2 separate regions of the Homo sapiens genome follow, and region 1 is linked to region 2. Evidence: read pairs that join two places in POLR2A ChIA-PET (ENCODE). Cell type or tissue: Caco-2. All regions are shown on one strand. Region 1 overlaps LOC285847 (a long non-coding RNA gene). Region 2 overlaps MDGA1 (MAM domain containing glycosylphosphatidylinositol anchor 1).

What was found. Peaks named below come from ENCODE experiments on the same cell type or tissue, not always from the same donor. Only the 100,000 strongest peaks of a DNase experiment are listed, where the experiment ranks them.
Region 1: POLR2A ChIA-PET joins it to region 2 with 7 read pairs; 1 of 35 experiments calls an interaction of 5 or more read pairs at or near these places.

Annotation. Positions count from the first base shown.
Region 1 is chr6:35,726,715-35,729,214 of GRCh38, forward strand. It overlaps LOC285847 (a long non-coding RNA gene), which reads right to left. Exons shown (of 10, transcript NR_027117.2): 8 at 1,794-1,906; 9 at 1,491-1,546; 10 at 48-419. It also overlaps a transcript of FKBP5 not described here. Among named protein-coding and RNA genes, the nearest start is that of ARMC12, 9.1 kb to the right of the region's middle. RefSeq lists a silencer at 1,210-1,439 and enhancers at 1,378-1,672, 1,950-1,999. In Caco-2, no CTCF peak of the experiment used is centred here; DNase peaks (open chromatin) are centred at 1,017 and 1,527; H3K4me3 peaks cover 1,374 bases.
Region 2 is chr6:37,658,236-37,660,735 of GRCh38, forward strand. MDGA1 (MAM domain containing glycosylphosphatidylinositol anchor 1) reads right to left here. Exons shown (of 17, transcript NM_153487.4): 3 at 10-184. Among named protein-coding and RNA genes, the nearest start is that of MDGA1, 38 kb to the right of the region's middle. In Caco-2, no CTCF peak of the experiment used is centred here; a DNase peak (open chromatin) is centred at 1,476.

The DNA.
Region 1 (2,500 bases), 1.9 Mb before region 2:
CCTAACATCCAGCGTGTTTGTCTCTTCAATTGCCCAAGGGGAGGATATCATTTCAATACACCCAATATTTATTGAACATGAACTCCGGTGCCAAGCCTGGCCTGTGGGGGATGAGTTGGAATGGTGGTGGGAGGCGGGGGCAGTGGAGGAGAGGGCTCAAAGAAGAAGCAGACTTTGTTTCTGCCTCAAGGACTTTCTAATCTGGTTAGAAGAACAGGATTAGTAAACAGATCGCTAGAATATGAGACAGGCCACACGCTGTGCCGTGAGAAAGGTACAAACTGAGTGTGCTGGGCGTTCAGAGGAGACAGGAATCAGATTTGGCTGGCACTGTTTCAAGGAAGCTTTATGAGCTGGAGCAGCAGAGATGGGTAGACAGGGAGGACAGGCACTCCTGGCATGAGAAATGGCACAGCAAACTGTGGAGGTGGGAAGGAGGGAGAACAAAGGACTTCAGGACTGTGTCTTAACCTCATGGTGACATTCTTTAGCAGGACCCAATACAGAGCCTTCCACACGGTAAACGTGCGATATAAATGCTTTGTTCCCTCCTTGGTTTGGAGAGGGTGGGATCTTTAGGACCAGCACTTAGTGATGTCTTTCCACAGAAGGATGGGTAAGGAGAAAACGTGGCTCTGAATAAACCAGGGGTTTGGAGCTAAACACAGGGAAGGGTCAGATTCCAGGGGCAGTTTGGGGTCGTCTTCCTTGGCCTTGCCCTTCTTTCACCCTGTCGTCCACACCCACTCGCCAGTGTCTGGGCTCTCCCTACTCCCGGCGTCGTGCCAGGGATTTCCCAAACCGTCCAAAAGGGCTGGGCTTGGTTTGCCAGCCCCGGGAATCCCTGGAGTCTCCGTGTTCCAGGCTTCTGTGAAGGATCAGGGAAGGGGGGCTAGGAAAGGGGAGGCTCCTCCTGGGGATTGCTTGAATTGGCCCCCTCAACACGGGCTTCCGTTGTCACGTGACTGCGTCCCAGGTCTCGCAAGTCTGGGGCTGGCGAGCTCCAGCTATCCTCCTCCCGCCCCCCGGACTGAGCGCTGGAGAAGCACGGACTGAGCGCTGGAGAGCGCTGGCGGCAGCCTGGGTGGCTCCTTCTGCTCGTAGAGCTCCCCACACCTGCTCCCTCCCCCAGCTGTGCTAATCCAGGCGCCACCCAAGCCTGGGGTACCCAAGCAGGGGCAAATGGGGGATGGCTAGGTCTGGGTGCTCCAAGGCCGGTGAGTGGGCAGGGCTGCGGGGCCCACGCGCGCCCCGGAGGTTGCTCGCCAACCCCTGCCCCAGCGTGCAATCGCATGGTTGCGGCGGCCGGGAGGCTGCGCGCCGAGCGCAAGCCGCGAGCACAAACAGGGCGAGGAGGCTGGTGTGAGCGCCTGGGCCCGCTGCCAGCGCGCCGGGGCTGGAACACAATGTCCCGAGCGGGCGGGCGGGCGGGCGAGCGCGAGCGAGAACAGCCTGACTCAGCAGCTGGGTAAGTGGGTGTGCTCGCTCACCAGATCAACCGCTCTTGCAGCCTGCGGTCAGCGACGACCCGGCACTCGGCAGCTCCCTGGAACGGGAGGGGCAAGCATACGGCCCGCTCCTCTGCTCGCGCCCCAGCCTGCCGCGCGAGACCTCCACGTGGCCGGTTTGCGCATCCCTCTGCCTTCTCGCCCCTCTATTAAAGCGTCTCCCAGCCCCCAGCCTGAGCGCAGCAGGCTCTGCCCACCTGGGAGAAGCACTCTCCTCACCCCACCCGACAGGTGTGGCCAGGCACACAGCTGCTGTGTACATGTCCTGTTTTCCCCAAATCTCACCCCTCTGGGACGCCTCGGAAGGTCTTGGCATGGGGGATGTAACTCTTAGTTGCAAACAGAGGTAGGAGTTTGTTCTGGGGTAGTGGTGGAGTAGGGAGCCGAGGAAGGGGATCCTAGGAGAAAAGAGGGACATAGGGCAAGAGGATCTCCCCTATCTCTGTCCTCAGCTGACCCAGAGTTCAGAGTCTCTTCCTGCCCCCTCCCCTCAAAACCACTAGGCCCCTGAAGATTTCCTCCTCGGAGGGAGGGAGAGGCAGGTGGTGTGGTGTTTTGAAGCCCGAGACCCTGCTTTTCTGCCCCCACCCCCAAACCACAATAAAGACCCAATAAAGATCCTGCCACCTAGCCACAAAGCTCCTCCTTCCCCCTCTATGCAGGGGAAATGGGGTCCCATTTGGGGTCCCCACTGGGGACTTATGCTGTCCCTATGCTGTCTCCTGGCGTCTTGTGGGGCCATTGTGAGGATGACAGCAGCCCAGAGCAGGGTTATTCCTGGGGGTGGGGACCTGTCTCACGTCCCAGCTTCCTGGGGTGCCTGCGCAGTGCCCTGAGGGATGCTTTGTGCCTGGAGAGTGCCAGGACAGGCGGGGAGGAGTGGTTCCGGGAAAGGCCCTGGCAGGCAGCATAGGCCTGGGCTCCAGGGCCTTTGAGAGTGGGCCTAGGGGAGGGACCTCAGGCTGCTGAAGTGCCTCACCTGGGCCTCCTGC
Region 2 (2,500 bases):
TCAACTCACACTGCACGTCCACGCGGATGGACTTGATGGCCGGCACCCCCACGCCGTTCTCAGCCTTGCAGTAGTAGCGGCCGCCCTGCGTGCGTGCAATACGCTCGATGCGCAGCGTCTCGTTGAACACCGATGTCTCCTGGAACTTGTCCGAGGCGCTACCTGCCGTCTTGGTCCACCGTACCTGGGCCGCCAGGCGGGGCAGAGTCAGACTGTCAGACTCACACGGGGTGGGGGCCTCAGCGCTGAGTGCCCTGCAACGGCACCCCCTTTCTCCCATACTTTTTCACAAGCGCACGTGGGGCACACGCAGGCCTAGGAAACGAACCCAGACAGACTCGTGGGAATGCACAGACGGGGTAGAATGCCACGGAGTCAAGAGCTGGGGAATCCGGGATCAGAGGGAAGAGGCTTTAAATGGGGCGCGCAGTGCCGTGGTTAAGAGCATGGATTCGGCCGGGCACGGTGGCTCACGCCACTAATCCCAGCACTTCGGGAGGCCAAGCGGGCGGATCACCTGAGCTCATGAGTTCGAGACCAGCCTGGCCAACATGGTGAAACCACGGCTCTACTAAAAATACAAAAATTAGCCGGGCGTTATGGCGCGCACCTGTGGTCCCAGCTACTCAGGAAGCTGAGACAGGAGAATAGCTTGAACCCGGGAGGCGGGGGTTGCAGTGAGCCGAGATCAGGTCACTGCACTCCAGCCTGGGCAACGGAGCAAGACTGTTTCAAAAAAAAAAAAAAAAAAAAAGACTGATTTCCATCTTGGTCAGTCATTCCAGGGAAAGCCAGCTGTCAGGTCCTGAGCCGCCCAATGGAGGGGCTCACTTGGGGAGGAATTGAAGCCTCAGGCCAACAGCCGCGTGAGTTAGCTTGGAAGTAGATCCTCCAGTCTCAGTCATCCTCCAATGACTGCACCCCTGCCTGACAGCTGGATTGCAGCCTTGTGAGAAACCCTGAGCCACAGCCAGCCAGCTAAGCTGCTCCCGGGTTCCTGTCCACAGGAACTGTGAGACAGTACATGTTGTTTGAAGCCCCTAAGTTTTGGAGTATTTGTTATGCAGTAATACATGATTAATACACCATGATACCCATTCTGCAAGATTATTATGAGGTTTACAAAGAAAGTATATAAATCCCCTATGTGCGGTGTCTGGTATACATTAGTCACTCAACAAATTTCTATTATTATTAATATTGTCTTAGATTATAGAAAAATATCAAGGATTGCATGAGAAACCTAAGCCTACTACTCAAGGTGCCAGAGTTTTAAGAAAAACAGATCAGTTCTAGATAACTAAGTCTAAGGAGTGGGGTAGAGATAGGGGCAGTGGGTAGGGACTTCAGTCTTTAAGTAGGGAGGCTTGTTTATTACAGAGACAGGGCAGGCAGCCTGATCCTCATGAACAGGTCAGGCCAGAGGCCAGAAAAGCAAGGCTGGGGAGAAGGGGTGAAAGGGCAACCTTTCTCATGCAGGGAGGGACCACCCAGGACCACAGTGTTGCTGCTCTCATCCCCTGCCCGCATTTGACTCTACCCTCATGGAGCTAGAGGTTACAAAACCTGGGAAAAGTTAGAGGCAGTTTCAGGCAAGACATACCAGATCAGAGAGTTCTTTGGAGAGATAACAGGGACATGAAAACATTTGATCCTTTTGTACTTGATGTTTTATGTTTACATAAAACATTTTGTCTAGATGGAGTTTGTTTACATACTGCTCAAGCCTTGGTATGCTTTATGCATCTGAGAGTTCCTACCTTTTTTCAATTCTACAAAATTCTCAGTCTTTATCTCTCTCTTTTTTTTTTTTTAATCACTAGAGATGAGGTCTTGCTCTGTCACCCAGGCTGGAGTGCAGTGGTACTCTTGGGCTCAAGGATCCTCCTGCCACAGACTCCCAAGTAGCTAGGACTACAGGTGTGTGCCACCACACCTGGCTAATTTTTTTTTTTTTTTTGGTAGAGCTAGGGTCTCACTATGTTGCCCAGGCTGTTCTTGAACACCTGGCCTGAAGCAGTCCTCCCACCTTGGTCTCCCAAAGTGCTAGGATTACAGGTGTGAGCCACTGCACCTGGTCCTTCATCTCTTTAAATATTGCCTCCTCTCTTTTTCTATTCATTCCTTCTGGAATGCCTAAATTTATGTTGTAGCTTCTCATTCTATCCTCCATGTCTCTCAACTTCTTTTTCACATCTCCTGTCTCTTTGTCTTCCCTGGACTCCATTGGAAATGCATGGCTGATTTCCTCAGATCTATTATCCAATTCACTAATTTTTTCTTTAGCTATCTCTAGGGTACTGAGGCCAACATTTTTAAAGACTGTATTATTTTTATTTCTAGGATTTCTGTTTGCTAATTTCTGTACCTAACTGATCAGGTTTTATAATCTCCTGTATTATGGATTCTATTCCTTCCATTATCTCTTCCAATATTTAATTTTTTTAAATTTTGAAGATCCTTTCAAATTGCTCTGTTTTCTCTAGTTCCTCAGTTGTGA